2 separate regions of the Homo sapiens genome follow, and region 1 is linked to region 2. Evidence: chromatin loops called from intact Hi-C (ENCODE). Cell type or tissue: heart left ventricle. All regions are shown on one strand. Each heading gives the region's core, and the rest is flanking DNA. Links, peaks and the distances in the headings are about the cores only.

The links. Hi-C counts contacts between places; a loop is a spot of excess contacts. Peaks named below come from ENCODE experiments on the same cell type or tissue, not always from the same donor. Only the 100,000 strongest peaks of a DNase experiment are listed, where the experiment ranks them.
Region 1: it touches region 2 in a loop (2.6-fold over the local background); 23 of 110 quality-filtered maps call a loop at or near these places.

The regions. Positions count from the first base shown.
Region 1 is chr15:43,470,390-43,478,389 of GRCh38, forward strand. TP53BP1 (tumor protein p53 binding protein 1) reads right to left here. Exons shown (of 28, transcript NM_001141980.3): 8 at 7,204-7,370; 9 at 5,176-5,305; 10 at 4,284-4,378. Among named protein-coding and RNA genes, the nearest start is that of TP53BP1, 19 kb to the right of the region's middle. RefSeq lists a silencer at 6,815-7,056. In heart left ventricle, for the core only: no CTCF peak of the experiment used is centred there; no DNase peak of the experiment used is centred there.
Region 2 is chr15:43,524,100-43,534,584 of GRCh38, forward strand. MAP1A (microtubule associated protein 1A) reads left to right here. Exons shown (of 6, transcript NM_002373.6): 4 at 1-5,409; 5 at 5,551-5,771; 6 at 5,970-7,512. The coding sequence ends at 6,125. PPIP5K1 (diphosphoinositol pentakisphosphate kinase 1) reads right to left here. Exons shown (of 32, transcript NM_001394395.1): 32 at 9,376-10,485. Among named protein-coding and RNA genes, the nearest start is that of MAP1A, 12 kb to the left of the region's middle. RefSeq lists enhancers at 3,615-4,247, 5,229-5,729, 5,730-6,230. In heart left ventricle, for the core only: no CTCF peak of the experiment used is centred there; a DNase peak (open chromatin) is centred at 4,517.

The sequences.
Region 1 (8,000 bases), core at 1-8,000, 55 kb before region 2:
GTAGAAAAGCCCAAACTACTGGTACCTAATTTAACCATCATATATTCTACCACAGGCCTTGAAAGACAGTGAATTTGTCACCACTTTAGGTAAATACAGTATCTATAATTCATATTTACGAACTGATTATATTTGCATTAACAATTGCTAACTGCAGAGAGATGGATGCCTGTACAAATACAGATGAAGAAAAAAAATCTATCAATGCCAATCAGCACTGATTTATCAAAGAACTAAGAAAGAGAAGACACTAATCCTGACACACATTAGGAGGGAACACACACACACAAAACACAAAACACTGCTTTCCCATAGTATACTACCCACCTGTAGGCTATCAGGAACTTGCTTGGAGTCAGCCCAGCTAGCTAAGTATTTGATTCATCATTTGTATCCCCTATCTTACAACTTGACCCCAACCAGGCTTCCTCTAGACCACTCACAAACTACTAACAACATTTACCTTTTCCCCATAATTCACATTCATGCTACCAGCTACCCAAACTGCAACCTCAATACCCAGCTTTGCTGCTTAGCTTAGTCTCAACCTTACCAGTCTACACCTAATTTGGGATCCAGTGCTACAGGCCTTTAATATACTACCATAGCTGTGCTAAGTATTTTTGTTGCACCTTTTGAACTTTCTTGCCATGACAAAGCACATTAAAAACCTGCTGTTATAGGCACTACATACAAAAAAGGCTTTAGGTTAAGAGAAAAGCAAAAAAACAAATAAATACAAAAAGCACATATAGTTTCACAAACACTGATGTACATACATATTAAGCAAATGCATTAAATCTAAAATATAACTGACAAGGGAAAATACACTGTTACATAAAAAAAAAAAACTGAGTCATATACACAACATGCCAATTATGTAAAACTACTTTATGCATTGAAAACTGAAATATATCCAAATATACTAGTTGTAGCTATATCTGGAGTGTAGTATCACAGGTGATTTTTATTTTCATTAATTTCCTATATACTTAACAAACTTTCTACAATAAATATTGACTGTTTACAATCAGGGAGAAAGCTTTTTTTTTTTTGAGACAGGGTCTCGCTCTGTTGTCCAGGCTGCGACGCAGTGGTGCCACCTTGGCTCACTGCAACCTCCGCCTCCCAGGTTCAAGTGATTCTCCTGCCTCAGCCTCCTGAGTAGCTGGGATTACAGGCACCCGCCACCACACCCAGTTAATTTTTTATATTTTTAGTAGAGATGGGGTTTCACCATGGTGGCCAGGCTGGTCTCAAACTCCTGACCTCAGGTGATCTGCCCACCTTGGCCTCCCAAAGTATTGGGATTACAGGTGTGAGACACCGTGCCCAGCCTGAGAAAGTATATTTAATATAATTATTTTTATATTTTTTCAATGTTCACACTACAGATAAAAGATAAAAGAAACTGTTTTAAGAATTAACCAAACTTCACTTGTATTACCTGGGTTTTTGTAGAATTAATTCACCTAATCATGTTATACTTAGATTGATATCAGTCACTAATCATGTTATGCTTAGATTGATATTAGTCAATTTGGATACCTACAACTGATTTTAAGAGAAACAGCCAGAGACAAACTTTGTAGCAGAAGAAAGCCTAAGATCAAATTCTATCACTGATAAATTACATTTGAAAAACTGTTAAATGTCTATGTTTTATGTTACTCAAGAGCAGAGAAAGGATATAATAGGAGGCATATACATGACAGATGAAGGCACAGGCTCTGGAGGCAGCTGCCTGAGTTCAAATTCTGCTTCTACATCTCATTAGTTGAAAAATCTCTCTATGCCTCCATTTCCTCATCTGTAAAATGGGGATAAAAATAACACCTCCTTCTTAGGATGTTTGTGAGGATTCAATGAGAAAAACCACAGAAATGCCCTTAGAACAATGCCTTGCCTATACTAAGTGCTCAATAAATAAAACTATTATACCATTACTTGTATATGAAAGAGTGAAAAGATGAAAATCATAGAATTTATTAGAAAAAGCTTTGTAGAAATCGTAAGAACTTAGAAACATCTTGAATGACTGGATAGGAGACTAGGTCAGAGCAAAAGAAGCTTAAATAATGAGATAAATTAGGTAAGTGAAAAGGAAAGCTTTCTTGTGAATAAAGTAATATAAAATCTCTAAGTCGTCAAAGGAGTAAATGAATGAAGTTAAAATTTTTACCACCTACTCTTAACCATTCTTATGCTAAAACTATTTTAATAGCAAAAATAACCTATAAGGACCACAAGAAACAATTGCTGGTTCCTTCTCACCAGAAATGTGTTCACGTGTTGCTAGAAACAAGTAGGCCATTATTAATAAGTCCAGTTCTTCCCCATACTAATTCATTTCAGTTCAACTTTAAAAACAAAAATTTTTCCTTCAGAGCCTTTTTAAAAATTGAGCCAATACAGAAATCTCAATAGAATTAGTGCTAGAAAAGCAAAGAATGGGGGATGGTGTGTCCAGAATTGGTGGGTTCTTGGTCTCACTGACGTCAAGAATGAAGCCGCGGACCCTCACGGTGAGAGTTACAGCTCTTAAGGTGGCGCGTCTCGAGTCTGTCCCTTCTGATGTTCAGATGTGTTCGGAGTTTCTTCCTTCTGGTGGGTTCGTGGTCTCGCTGGTTCAGGAGTGAAGCTGCAGACCTTCGCGGTGAGTATTACAGCTCTTAAGGCAGCGCGTCTAGAGTTGTTCGTTCCTCCCAGTGGGCTCGTGGTCTCGCTGGCTTTAGGAGTGAAGCTACAGACCTCGCAGTGAGTGTTACAGCTCATAAAAGCAGCGTGGACCCAAAGAGTGAGCAGTAGCAAGATTTATTGCAAAGAGTGAAAGAACAAAGCTTCCACACTGTGGAAGGGGACCCGAGCGGGTTGCCACTGCTGGCTCGGGCAGCCTGCTTTTATTCTCTTATCTAGCCCCACCCACATCCTGCTGATTGGTAGAGCCAGTGGTCTGTGCTGACAGGGGGCTGATTGGTGCATTTACAATCCCTGAGCTAGACACAAAGGTTCTCCACGTCCCCACCAGATTAGCTAGATACAGAGTGTCCACACAAAGGTTCTCCAAGGCCCCACCAGAGTAGCTAGATACAGAGTGTCCATTGGTACATTCACAAACCCTGAGCTAGACACAGGGTGCTGATTGGTGTGTTTACAAACCTTGAGCTAGAAACAGAGTGCCGATTGGTGTATTTACAATCCCTGAGCTAGACATAAAGGTTCTCCACGTCCCACCAGAGCAGCCAGATACAGAGTGTGGATTGGTGCATTCACAAACTCAGAGCTAGACACAGGGTGCTGACTGGTGTGTTTACAAACCCTGAGCTAGATACAGAGTGCCGATTGGTGTATTTACAATCCCTGAGCTAGACATAAAGGTTCTCCACGTCCTCACCAGACTCAGCAGCCCAGCTGGCTTCACCCAGTGGATCTCGCACGGGGGCTGCAGGTGGAGCTGCCTACCAGTCCTGTGCCGTGCTCCTGCACTCCTCAGCCCTTTGGGTGGTCGATGGGACTAGGTGCCGTGGAGCAGGGGGCAGTGCTCATCAGGGAGGCTCAGCCACACAGGAGCCCACGGAGGGGGTGGAAGGCTCAGGCATGGCGGGCTGCAGGTCCCGAGTCCTGCCCCACTGGAAGGCAGCTAAGTAAGGCCCGGCGAGAAATCAAGCGCAGCGCCGGTGGGCTAGCACTGCTGGGGGACCCAGTACACCCTCCATAGCCGCTGGCCCGGGTGCTAAGCCCCTCATTGCCCGGGGGGCCGGCAGGGCCGGCCGGCTGCTCCGAGTGCAGGACCCGCCAAGCCCACACCCACCAGGAACTCCAGCTGGCCCGCAAGCGCCGCGCACAGCCCCGGTTGCTGCTCGCACCTCTCCCTGCACGCCTCCCTGCAAGCTGAGGGAGCGGGCTCCAGCCTTGGCCAGCCCAGAAAGGGGATCCCACAGTGCAGCGGTGGGCTGAAGGGCTCCTCAAGTGCCGCCAAAGTGGGAGCCCAGGCAGAGGAGGCGCCGAGAGCGAGCGAGGGCTGTGAGGACTGCCAGCACGCTGTCACCTCTCAATGGGGTTAGACAAAAAAAAAAAAAAAAAAAGGAAGGAAGGAAAAGCAAAGAACTGAGGACAGCACTTTACAGTAGGTCACATCCCTAAAGGTTAGACAAACATGAGTCCTACCGAATTGTGTAGGTCACAAGCATTCTAAAGTACAAAGAAGTAGTACATTTTGCAAGGCAGAAAAAGTGTTGCTCCTCTTCTAATCTGAGATCAACAGACAGATCAAGAGAGCTCACCTTGTCTCCCTTCTTGCTCTGTGGGACTGCTAGGAACGATAAAAGGAGTAGATCGGAAAGCATCAGGAGAAGGAGCAACAAGATCTGAAGAATTCCTTTATATAAAGAGAGAATCACAGGTTATTTTACCATAGCCACAGTTTTGCATTTCTGTATTTGCTTTTACTTTTTAACAGGAAAAAATATCTAAGGCATTCAGATAAATACTTATCAGCACTTTTCCCCAACAGCAACCTGAGGCTGGTGGAAGAACCAAAAATACTTCAATAACTATTTCCCACACCAGACATTTCTGTTGTAAAATAAGAACTTTTTCAAAAAGAGAGTAAGGGCAAAGTGAATGATCAGACACAAGGACATCATGATTTAAAAGCAAAATGAGCAGTGCTAGGAAATAAATTCATTTGCAGATTTGAGACATAAAAAAAATTATTCCATTTTTTTGCCTAATAATAGTCAGACCATGAACATTTTCATCAGAAAACTAAAACTAAACAAAAAAAACCAACAAGCGAACCTCTTTGCCCTAACATAAAGAAATCCAACTACTGTCAACTTAACAACCTATTCTCCACCCTCTGCTATTAAATGAGAAGAATTGCAAGTAAAACAGAGGAGCAGAATGCTTGTTTTGGATGTGTAACATTTTCTAAATAACTGCGCCTTTTCTTTCTTAGTGAAACGTTTGGGCTACTATTATAAAATTTTCAAATGGGACAACAGATTTATCTGCCTTCAACAGTTCTTCATCCCCAAAGCTCTAATGCATAGGTTCTACCATTTGGTTTCAAAAAGAATTCTAGACTAGCAGATAAGTTTAGCCTCTTTCAGCCTTAGCCTAAGACTCTCAGGCACATACTGCCTTGGCATAAGCTATTTTAGGCTTACTTACGTGGAAAGACTGTCCTGAACAAGGGACCTCTGACCAGAGAGCTGCAGGAGATGCAGAGTGGTGGCAGGAGTGGAAGCCAAAGAACACCCACCTTCCTCCCTTGAAGGAGTAGAGCAACCATCAGAAGATACTGAAAAAAAGAAATTCCAGTTGCACTTCTCAGATTGACACTACTGAGCTGCCAAAAACCATTCAGTACTGCAAAGAGTAATATCCATATTTCCAACATATTTCCATATTTCCAAAAGGGCAGAAATTGTTTTCTAATTATAGTACAACGAATGGACTACTACAATAGCACAAATCTTGAGTGAACATTAACCACCCCCGCAATGGGCTTCTTGAATAAAGAACTGATGAAGAGTTCCTTAGTCCTTTCTGTCATGATCTAAGCTTGGAGATTAAAAGCCAGAATCCTGGATGGGCGCAGTGGCTCACACCTGTAATCCTAGCACTTTGGGAGGCTGAGGCGGGTGGATCATCTGAGGTCAGGAGTTCAAGACTAGCCAGACCAACATGGTGAAACCTCATCTCTACTAAAAATACAAAAATTAGCTGGGCGTGGTGGTATGCGCCTGTAATCCCAGCTACTTGGAAGGCTAAGGCAGGAGCATCACTTGAACCTGCTAGGCAGAGGTTGCAGTGAGCTGAGATTGCACCACTGCACTCCAGCCTGGGCAACAGAGGGAGACTCCGTCTCAAAAAAATAAATAAATAAATAAAATAAAAGCCAGAATCCTTATACTTCTGCTTAGCTGCTCTTCTTTCTTGTGATGCTTCTATTAAAAAACAGCAAATGAGCCTTTTATTCCAACGTCTACCTTAGGTGAAGTCAAGCTCATGCCATGATACAGATGGGAGAAGTCAAAAAAATGCACATGACACTTGATGTTATAAATGCAGCAGTTTTCAAGATTTGGGCCTGCTCAAAGGAGTAAAAGGATTTATGAGCAGCCATTACTGTTTTATACTATGAAGAGTCTCTTGTTGGTCCCTTCCCCTTAGCAATAGATGGAGTATCAACTATATTAATCCCAGTGTAAAAGAATTTCTTAAATAAAACCTTACAACTTTAGTAAGAGACCAACAAAGGTTCCTCGGTGACCCTCTGAATGTCTTGCACAGCAACCTGTATCACAGCATAGCAAAGGAAGATAGCCTTCTTCCCTTCCCGCCTTACAACCAACATAATATGTTTTGCTGGTAATTAACTCAAGCTTTCTAGCTCTCTGAGGCTGTGGAATGAAAGATTGGTGGAGGTTAAAGAGGTGTGAAACAAATTATATCCTTTTAAGTTTTATGTCCTTTCCGCTAGATTTTAAATTCCTATCTGTGTCAGATTAACTAATAAACAGATTAAGTTAGTAAACTGTTACCCAGATGAATATGAAAAACCTAGGCTTAATATCATATTGAAGATTTGAAGACATAGTAGCCATGTAACAGAAAATGGCAGCCAGGTGTGGTGACTCATGCCTGTAAGCCCAGCACTGTGGGAGGCCAAGGCAGGCGGATCACAAGGTCAGGAGATCAAGACCATCATGGCTAACACAGTGAAACCCCATCTCTACTAAAAATACAAAAAATTAGCCAAGCATGGTGGCGGGTGCCTGTAGTCCCAGCTACTAGGGAGGCTGAGGCAGGAGAATGGCATGATCCCGGGAGGCGGAGCTTGCAGTGAGCCGAGATTGCGCCACTGCACTCCAGCCTGGGTGACAGAGTGAGACTCCATCTCAAAAAAAAAAAAAAGAAAAAAAGAAAATGGCTAGTATCCATAATACTAAATTTACTGTATTAGCTATTCTTCACCATCTCATTTCCAAAAGAGAGAAAATTATGTCAAAATATTAAATGGAAATTATTCCCAAAAAGCCCTTCTCACTAATTACTAGAAACACGTTTTCCTTCCATATCACAAACAAGTCTGCAAACCTATAAAATGCTTTGTAACTTAACCAGTAGCCTCAGAACTAAAGTAAAAGTTTAGATCTTTGGAGAAGAGCTGTAACGACAAATCACTCTTGGTACCTGTTTTATTGCTCTGGTCAAACAAGTCTTCCTGAGTTGACAAAACCTCAGGCTCTGGTGACTTCTGAATCTGCAGTCCACTTTCCATAAGTTCTTGTGCAGACAACTGTTCTTTTGCTTCCATAGCAGCAACAGATGCTTTGGGGCTAAAAGGCATGTCCTCTGACCTAGGAAATTCATATCACCAGGAGAAAAAGTTCCTAAGTTCAAATGTTTTTAAATAAAAAGCTTTTCCTGTTTTGTGTGTTTTTCTTTAATAATTTCAAAAATTCCAGTGGCTCTAATTTACATAATTATATATTAAAAAGGAAATAAACTACTCTTTATAGTGATAAAAGTCCTCAGCCCATTTTAAAACCTGTCTCACTCTCTCTCACAGCCAATACCTGTCTTCAACTCTGCTCAATACTGTGCTTCATGCTTTCTAAGATTTCTGATGAGTAACTTGGGGAATTTTTGTTACATATAATGTTATCTAGACCTGTATAAAGAATTCTGATCCAGACCCCAATGATGCCAGTAAGGAGAACAGTCCAAACCATGACATTCCATGGAAAGCATTTGATGTCAATTATCCTCCTTACTAGTGCCACACACATCTTCTGCTGACCTTTTCCATTTGATGTACCCAAACCCCAAACCAATTCTCCTTCAGATCAATACTAACATGTATAAGACATTCATCCCTGGCCCCTTTCCAGAGACTTATGAGGTTCACCTGTTCTACCACTCCCCAGGGTAAACAGAATAGCATAACTAGATGGAAGGCAGCATCTAAAAGAAAAGCCTAAAAAGTC
Region 2 (10,485 bases), core at 1,463-9,462:
CTTCCTCCCGTACTGAAGCTACGCAGGGCTTGGACTATGTGCCATCAGCTGGTACCATCTCACCCACCTCCTCACTGGAAGAAGACAAGGGCTTCAAATCACCACCCTGTGAGGACTTCTCTGTGACTGGGGAGTCAGAGAAGAGAGGAGAGATCATAGGGAAAGGCTTGTCTGGAGAGAGAGCTGTGGAAGAGGAAGAGGAGGAGACAGCAAACGTAGAGATGTCTGAGAAACTTTGCAGTCAATATGGAACTCCAGTGTTTAGTGCCCCTGGGCATGCCCTACATCCAGGAGAACCAGCCCTTGGAGAAGCAGAGGAGCGGTGCCTTAGCCCAGATGACAGCACAGTGAAGATGGCTTCTCCTCCACCATCTGGCCCACCCAGTGCCACCCACACACCCTTTCATCAGTCCCCAGTGGAAGAAAAGTCTGAGCCCCAAGACTTTCAGGAGGCAGACTCCTGGGGAGACACTAAGCGCACACCAGGTGTGGGCAAAGAAGATGCTGCTGAGGAGACAGTCAAGCCAGGGCCTGAAGAGGGCACACTAGAGAAGGAAGAGAAAGTTCCTCCTCCCAGGAGCCCCCAGGCCCAGGAAGCACCTGTCAACATTGATGAGGGGCTTACAGGCTGTACCATTCAACTGTTGCCAGCACAGGATAAAGCAATAGTCTTTGAGATTATGGAGGCAGGAGAGCCCACAGGCCCAATTCTGGGAGCAGAAGCCCTTCCCGGAGGTTTGAGGACTTTACCCCAAGAACCTGGCAAACCTCAGAAAGATGAGGTGCTCAGATATCCTGACCGAAGCCTCTCTCCTGAAGATGCAGAATCCCTCTCTGTCCTCAGCGTGCCCTCCCCAGACACTGCCAACCAAGAGCCTACCCCCAAGTCTCCCTGTGGCCTGACAGAACAGTACCTACACAAAGACCGTTGGCCAGAGGTATCTCCAGAAGACACCCAGTCACTTTCTCTGTCAGAAGAGAGTCCCAGCAAGGAGACCTCCCTGGATGTCTCTTCTAAGCAGCTCTCTCCAGAAAGCCTTGGCACCCTCCAGTTTGGGGAACTAAACCTTGGGAAGGAAGAAATGGGGCATCTGATGCAGGCCGAGGATACCTCTCACCACACAGCTCCCATGTCTGTTCCAGAGCCCCATGCAGCCACAGCGTCACCTCCCACAGATGGGACAACTCGATACTCTGCACAGACAGACATCACAGATGACAGCCTTGACAGGAAGTCACCTGCCAGCTCATTCTCTCACTCTACACCTTCAGGAAATGGGAAGTACTTACCTGGGGCGATCACAAGCCCTGATGAACACATTCTGACACCTGATAGCTCCTTCTCCAAGAGTCCTGAGTCTTTGCCAGGCCCTGCCTTGGAGGACATTGCCATAAAGTGGGAAGATAAAGTTCCAGGGTTGAAAGACAGAACCTCAGAACAGAAGAAGGAACCTGAGCCAAAGGATGAAGTTTTACAGCAGAAAGACAAAACTCTGGAGCACAAGGAGGTGGTAGAGCCGAAGGATACAGCCATCTATCAGAAAGATGAGGCTCTGCATGTAAAGAATGAGGCTGTGAAACAGCAGGATAAGGCTTTAGAACAAAAGGGCAGAGACTTAGAGCAAAAAGACACAGCCCTAGAACAGAAGGACAAGGCCCTGGAACCAAAAGACAAAGACTTAGAAGAAAAAGACAAGGCCCTGGAACAGAAGGATAAGATTCCAGAAGAGAAAGACAAAGCCTTAGAACAAAAGGATACAGCCCTGGAACAGAAGGACAAGGCCCTGGAACCAAAAGATAAAGACTTGGAACAAAAGGACAGGGTCCTAGAACAGAAGGAGAAGATCCCAGAAGAGAAAGACAAAGCCTTAGATCAAAAAGTCAGAAGTGTTGAACATAAGGCTCCGGAGGACACGGTCGCTGAAATGAAGGACAGAGACCTAGAACAGACAGACAAAGCCCCTGAACAGAAACACCAGGCCCAGGAACAAAAGGATAAAGTCTCAGAAAAGAAGGATCAGGCCTTAGAACAAAAATACTGGGCTTTGGGACAGAAGGATGAAGCCCTGGAACAAAACATTCAGGCTCTGGAAGAGAACCACCAAACTCAGGAGCAGGAGAGCCTAGTGCAGGAGGATAAAACCAGGAAACCAAAGATGCTAGAGGAAAAATCCCCAGAAAAGGTCAAGGCCATGGAAGAGAAGTTAGAAGCTCTTCTGGAGAAGACCAAAGCTCTGGGCCTGGAAGAGAGCCTAGTGCAGGAGGGCAGGGCCAGAGAGCAGGAAGAAAAGTACTGGAGGGGGCAGGATGTGGTCCAGGAGTGGCAAGAAACATCTCCTACCAGAGAGGAGCCGGCTGGAGAACAGAAAGAGCTTGCCCCGGCATGGGAGGACACATCTCCTGAGCAGGACAATAGGTATTGGAGGGGCAGAGAGGATGTGGCCTTGGAACAGGACACATACTGGAGGGAGCTAAGCTGTGAGCGGAAGGTCTGGTTCCCTCACGAGCTGGATGGCCAGGGGGCCCGCCCACACTACACTGAGGAACGGGAAAGCACTTTCCTAGATGAGGGCCCAGATGATGAGCAAGAAGTACCCCTGCGGGAACACGCAACCCGGAGCCCCTGGGCCTCAGACTTCAAGGATTTCCAGGAATCCTCACCACAGAAGGGGCTAGAGGTGGAGCGCTGGCTTGCTGAATCACCAGTTGGGTTGCCACCAGAGGAAGAGGACAAACTGACCCGCTCTCCCTTTGAGATCATCTCCCCTCCAGCTTCCCCACCTGAGATGGTTGGACAAAGGGTTCCTTCAGCCCCAGGACAAGAGAGTCCTATCCCAGACCCTAAGCTCATGCCACACATGAAGAATGAACCCACTACTCCCTCATGGCTGGCTGACATCCCACCCTGGGTGCCCAAGGACAGACCCCTCCCCCCTGCACCCCTCTCCCCAGCTCCTGGTCCCCCCACACCTGCCCCGGAATCCCATACTCCTGCACCCTTCTCTTGGGGCACAGCCGAGTATGACAGTGTGGTGGCTGCAGTGCAGGAGGGGGCAGCTGAGTTGGAAGGTGGGCCATACTCCCCCCTGGGGAAGGACTACCGCAAGGCTGAAGGGGAAAGGGAAGAAGAAGGTAGGGCTGAGGCTCCTGACAAAAGCTCACACAGCTCAAAGGTACCAGAGGCCAGCAAAAGCCATGCCACCACGGAGCCTGAGCAGACTGAGCCGGAGCAGAGAGAGCCCACACCCTATCCTGATGAGAGAAGCTTTCAGTATGCAGACATCTATGAGCAGATGATGCTTACTGGGCTTGGCCCTGCATGCCCCACTAGAGAGCCTCCACTTGGAGCAGCTGGGGATTGGCCCCCATGCCTCTCAACCAAGGAGGCAGCTGCCGGCCGAAACACATCTGCAGAGAAGGAGCTTTCATCTCCTATCTCACCCAAGAGCCTCCAGTCTGACACTCCAACCTTCAGCTATGCAGCCCTGGCAGGACCCACTGTACCCCCAAGGCCAGAGCCAGGGCCAAGTATGGAGCCCAGCCTCACCCCACCTGCAGTTCCCCCCCGTGCTCCTATCCTGAGCAAAGGCCCAAGCCCCCCTCTTAATGGTAACATCCTGAGCTGCAGCCCAGATAGGAGGTCCCCATCCCCCAAGGAATCAGGCCGGAGTCACTGGGATGACAGCACTAGTGACTCAGAACTGGAGAAGGGGGCTCGGGAACAGCCAGAAAAAGAGGCCCAATCCCCAAGTCCTCCTCACCCCATTCCTATGGGGTCCCCCACATTATGGCCAGAAACTGAGGCACATGTTAGCCCTCCCTTGGACTCACACCTGGGGCCTGCCCGACCCAGTCTGGACTTCCCTGCTTCAGCCTTTGGCTTCTCCTCATTGCAGCCAGCTCCCCCACAGCTGCCCTCTCCAGCTGAACCCCGCTCGGCACCCTGTGGCTCCCTTGCCTTCTCTGGGGATCGAGCTCTGGCTCTGGCTCCAGGACCCCCCACCAGAACCCGGCATGATGAATACCTGGAAGTGACCAAGGCCCCCAGCCTGGATTCCTCACTGCCCCAGCTCCCATCACCCAGTTCTCCTGGGGCCCCTCTCCTCTCCAATCTGCCACGACCTGCCTCACCAGCCCTGTCTGAGGGCTCCTCCTCTGAGGCTACCACGCCTGTGATTTCAAGTGTGGCGGAGCGCTTCTCTCCAAGCCTTGAGGCTGCAGAACAGGAGTCTGGAGAGCTGGACCCAGGAATGGAACCAGCTGCCCACAGCCTCTGGGACCTCACTCCTCTGAGCCCAGCACCCCCAGCTTCACTGGACTTGGCCCTAGCTCCAGCTCCAAGCCTGCCTGGAGACATGGGTGATGGCATCCTGCCGTGCCACCTGGAGTGCTCAGAGGCAGCCACGGAGAAGCCAAGCCCCTTCCAGGTTCCCTCTGAGGATTGTGCAGCCAATGGCCCAACTGAAACCAGCCCTAACCCCCCAGGCCCTGCCCCAGCCAAGGCTGAAAATGAAGAGGCTGCGGCTTGCCCTGCCTGGGAACGTGGGGCCTGGCCTGAAGGAGCTGAGAGGAGCTCCCGGCCTGACACATTGCTCTCCCCTGAGCAGCCAGTGTGTCCTGCAGGGGGCTCCGGGGGCCCACCCAGCAGTGCCTCTCCTGAGGTCGAAGCTGGGCCCCAGGGATGTGCCACTGAGCCTCGGCCCCATCGTGGGGAGCTCTCCCCATCCTTCCTGAACCCACCTCTGCCCCCATCCATAGATGATAGGGACCTCTCAACTGAGGAAGTTCGGCTAGTAGGAAGAGGGGGGCGGCGCCGGGTAGGGGGGCCAGGGACCACTGGGGGCCCATGCCCTGTGACTGATGAGACACCCCCTACATCAGCCAGTGACTCAGGCTCCTCACAGTCAGATTCTGATGTCCCGCCAGAAACTGAGGAGTGTCCGTCCATCACAGCTGAGGCAGCCCTCGACTCAGATGAAGATGGAGACTTCCTACCTGTGGACAAAGCTGGGGGTGTCAGTGGTACTCACCACCCCAGGCCTGGCCATGACCCACCTCCTCTCCCACAGCCAGACCCCCGCCCATCCCCTCCCCGCCCTGATGTGTGCATGGCTGACCCCGAGGGGCTCAGCTCAGAGTCTGGGAGAGTAGAGAGGCTACGGGAGAAGGAAAAGGTTCAGGGGCGAGTAGGGCGCAGGGCCCCAGGCAAGGCCAAGCCAGCGTCCCCTGCACGGCGTCTGGATCTTCGGGGAAAACGCTCACCCACCCCTGGTAAAGGGCCTGCAGATCGAGCATCCCGGGCCCCACCTCGACCACGCAGCACCACAAGCCAGGTCACCCCAGCAGAGGAAAAGGATGGACACAGCCCCATGTCCAAAGGCCTAGTCAATGGACTCAAGGCAGGACCAAGTAAGTATATCATGAAACTTGGCAGAGAGTGTGGGTTAGGGCTGGGTGTGGGCTGGTCAGACTTCAGGAGTGGGACAGAGGGGAAGGTTGCCAAAAGGGTTCTACTTTTCCTCTACAATGAATCCTGGCTTGTCTCTACAGTGGCCTTGAGTTCCAAGGGCAGCTCTGGTGCCCCTGTATATGTGGATCTCGCCTACATCCCGAATCATTGCAGTGGCAAGACTGCTGACCTTGACTTCTTCCGTCGAGTGCGTGCATCCTACTATGTGGTCAGTGGGAATGACCCTGCCAATGGCGAGCCAAGCCGGGCTGTGCTGGATGCCCTGCTGGAGGGCAAGGCCCAGTGGGGGGAGAATCTTCAGGTGAGTAGCAAAGGACACCAAGGAAGTAGTCTGGTCAACGCTCACTCAGAGGCAGTAGTGGAACACAGTCCCTATTTATTAAAGGATGGGCCTTTTCTAAGGGCAGCAGAGCTGCTTCTGAGACCATGAGGTGCCCCTTCCCCCTCACCTACCTTCCCTTTATGTTCTCACATCAGACATATCTTATCTCCCTTCTAGGTGACTCTGATCCCTACTCATGACACGGAGGTGACTCGTGAGTGGTACCAACAAACTCATGAGCAGCAGCAACAACTGAATGTCCTGGTCCTGGCTAGCAGCAGCACCGTGGTGATGCAGGATGAGTCCTTCCCTGCCTGCAAGATTGAGTTCTGAAAGAGCCGCCCTCCCTTCCCCAAGGATCCACTCCCCCAGCTCCTTTAGAGAATGGCTACTGCTGAGTCCTTTGGGGTTGAGGGAGATGGGAGCTAGGGGGAGGGGAGGGAGATGTCTTGTTGTGGGGACTTGGGCTGGGCTAAATGGGAGGGGTTGTCCCTCCCCATCATCCATTCCTGTGAGGTGTCTCAAACCAAAGTTAACAGGGAGAGGATGGGGGAGGGGACAAATTAGAATAGGATAGCATCTGATGCCTGAGAACCCTCTCCTAGCACTGTCAAATGCTGGTATTGAATGGGGACTGAGGATGGGTCTCAGAGAGCAACCTCCTCCCTCGTAGAGGGAGATTATATCCCCAACTCCAGGGACCTCTTTATCTCAATCTATTTATTTGGCATCCTGGGAGGGATTTCCAATAGTAATTTATGTGACCTGGGGCAGGATACCGTCAGTGAGGTGCCCAGAGCTGCACCCTTTCCTCCATTTCCCATCCCCCATCTCCTCAACCACCAGGGTCTGAGTTCTAGCAGGGTCCTGGGGGTATCCCACTGCTATACTGTTCTACTGCTTCCCTCAGTATCTGAATGTCTCAATTTAAAACTTGAAGCTCTTTAGACCAATAGACTGGTGAGAGGAGAAAGGAGCTTATCCCCCAGACCCTGCTTTATACCATTCACATCCCAGGGCTGTGTCCAGACAGCACAAAACGGCAAGGAGAGCCCAAGCCCCAATGCCAGAATTCTTCCAAACTCCCTGACTCTTTGAAGTTTTTACTCACCCCATTTCAATTATCCTGATCCCTTCTCATCCCCTGCTTGGCTTCTCTGCATGTGGTCATCTGCTGTGGCTTGGTGTTTAATGGGTTAAAAATAAGCCACTGCCTGACATCCCAACATTTGACACCCCAGCAATGTGTGACTCCCCCAACATTCCACTATGCCATCCTGCAGCTGAAATGGGAACACTGGCTGCCTCTCCAAACCCGCTCTTGGACAGAGGATCTGGGAGGTGGAAGCCAGGCCAGAGGACTTGGGGAAAATGAGATGGAGGAAGGAAAAAGGGAGAAGCTGAGCCACAGCTTAACTCCTACAGAGTGAAATGAAAACGGGCTGAAAATACCACCCCAGGAGAGGACCTCGCCCCAAGCAAGCCAGTGAGCAGCCCTGCCAGACTACTGCCAGACTGAGAAACCCAGAAGCTGGTAGTCATGTGGGCTTGCCTTCTCTGCCAAACGACTGGGAAACCAAAATGAGCCCACCTTGTGTTCTTCCTAGCTCCACCCTCCCCGTGCTGCTGTGTTCTGCTCCTCCCCACGCTTCCCTGCTATAGTTCCCAGCTGCTGTAACGGAGCCACCTCCAACTCTAACAATAAACCAAGTTCATTGCAGATAGTGTAGTGCTGCTTAGGCTTTTTCTGACTCCATACATGCTTAGTTACTGGGCCCTGGCTTCTACCTCTCTGCTTCAACCAGTATTGAATTTATCTTGGAAGACTCCAATGCTTTTGATTACTGGAAACACTTGTGCCTGAGTATGAAGAATAGGAGCCTAGGGTGGATACATACATCTGGTCTGGGGGAGGGAAGAGGGGCAGAAGGCCTCCTGGGAAGGGGATATGCATTCCGTGGGGTCAAGAGTTGAGGACCAAATAACCAGGATCAGCTACCCTGGACAGCCTCTTGGGCTAAAGGGGTAAAAAGCTGAAGGACCCTAAGAGATCCAGAGCCTAATGAGGTTGGAAACAACTCTCCTTGTGCAGTCAGGATTTCCATGGAGTAAAACGGTCGACTTTCCTCCTCCATGGAAACCCTTTATAGTCCTAAGTATGTCAGAAGTGGCCAGGTTATGAATGTGTATATTTGGGGAGGGGCATATTCTAGCCCTCCCACTGTTCTGGGCTCTCTCATGGTAAAGATGTCAAAGGAGCAGAGAAAGGGCATAGCCCCTTTATATAAACTCCTCCTGACACTCCATCAGAGTGAAAAATTAACAGGATGATTCCAAGAACTTGGTGAGAAGGCATGTACCCTCTGGTGCTTCACAGAGAGGGAACCTCTTTCCAGTCCCCCATCCAACACTCTACTTACTCAATAAAGACCTTTTGGGGACCGGGCGTGGTGGCTCACACCTGTAATCCCAGCACTTTGGGAGGCCGAGGCGGGCAGATCACCTGAGGTCAGGAGTTCGAGACCAGCCTGGCCAACACGGCGAAACCCCGTCTCTACTAAAAATACAAAAAAAATTAGCTGGGTGTGGTGACGGGCATCTGTAATCCCAGCTACTCAGGAGGCTAAGGCAGGAGAATCGCTTGAACCCAGGAGGCGGCAGTTGCAGTGAGCTGAGATCGCACCACTGCACTGTAGCCTGGGTGACAGAGCGAGACTCTGTCTCTAAATAAATAAATAAATACCTTTTGAGATAGTGGGTTAACTGCCATAGGCTCCTCTTGGGATGCCTGATCTCTCTTTTTTTTTTTTTTTTTTGGAGACAGAGTCTCATTCTGTCACCAGGCTGGAGTGCAGTGGCGCGATCTTGGCTCACTGCAACCTCCACCTCCTGGATTCAAGCAATTCTCCTGCTTCAGCCTCCCGAGTAGCTGGGATTACAGGCATGTGCCACCATGCCCAGCTAATTTTTATATTTTTAGTAGAGATGGGGTTTCACCATGTTGGCCAGGATAGTCTCAATCTCTTGACCTCATGATCCACCCACCTCGGCCTCCCAAAGTGCTAGGATTACAGACAGATGTGAGCCACCACGCCCAGCTGATCTCTATATTTTTATAGTCTATTTTTGGATGCCTGATCTCTGTATTTTTACAGCCCATTCCTGCTCAACTATAATGGCTTTTGACCGATTCAGATTAATCAGTTACAGACACAATTGACTCATAGTCGTATTCCTTTTTTTTTTTTTTTGAGACAGAGTCTTGCATTTTTGCCCAGGCTGGAGGGCAGTGGCGTGATTTTGGCTCACTGCAACCTCTGCCTCCAGGGTTCAAGTGATTCTCCTGTCTCAGCCTCCCGAATAGCTGGGATTACAGGTGTCCACCACCATGCCTGGCTAATTTTTGTGTTTTTAGTAGAGACAAGGTTTCACCATGTTGGCCAGGTTGGTCTCCAACTCCTGACCTCAAATGATCTGCCCGCCTTGGCCTCCCAAAGTGCTGGGATTACAGGTGTAAGCCACCGTGCCCAGCCTATATTCATTCTTGAATTCACAAGGACATCACCATCATCCATCACCACCATTCTCATTAGTTTATATTTATTGAGCACTCATAATGTTCCAGCCCCCGACTCCAATGACCGCATTACCCCTCCTACCCACTCCCATTCCCATCCCTGGATCTTTGGAAAAAGCTTCATAATCATATCTGGCCCTCAGACACAATGATATAAGGACAAATTTCTTGGGGACCCTGCAGTGTTTGGTCTTTGGCCAGTCTGTCCCTGGCACAACTACAGAAATAAATATATATATATATATTTATTAAACCTTTGCTTGTATCTGTACAATATTGATCTCTGCTGATTGCTTAAAATAGAACCTGATTATCTCTACTACTACAGCATCTCCTAAGCCAAACAGCCCCACCACAGAGGAGGCCCACTTTCACAGACTGGCTAAGAATCCTCTAGAGCATTTTAAGTAGTTGCTCTGAATTTTGCACAGCAGTCTAATACCTACTTTTCCCTAGAGCTATTGCCCAGAGGAACAGGACTGAGGCAGAAGGGGCACTTGGGGATGATATGGAAGGATCTATAAGGCAAGTCTAAAGATTTAGTGGCCATGTCAGATGTTTGGGGAAGGGACTCTATTTTCCAGACATTTCAGATAGCCATCCCGGGCTCACCTGAGGAGTGCTGGCAAAGACAAGAGTCCCCTGAATGCACATATGGTCTAAGCGTACCTTGAGAAGTCGTGAACATTTCCCCAGAAAAGTGAAGACCCTAGAGTCCCCTCTTTTGCATTTGCTGTCGCCAGATGGTGTCTTCAGCAGTGAAGCGGCATTTCCTTTAACAATCTGTGATTTCCTAGGATGCTCAGAGAAGGCTGGGTAATGACAGACCAACCCACCCCAAGGAAATCCTATTCAAGTCTAATGGCTAAGTGAGGAGCCAATGGCTTCTTCGAACCTAAAACTGGCTCCTCCTCAACCACAGCTCTGGCACAGGTATGCTTCATACAAAGAGAACTACTTCCCCAGACACCGCTGGTGAGAGCTGGCCAGTGAGTTAGCCAACAGAAAAGGTTGCTGGCTCAAATGGCTGGTATAGTGTGATACCACTAATGAGAAAATTAATCACATGTTGCTGGTGGAAGGGGTGAGTGCTGGTCATGGGCTAGAGACTGGCTC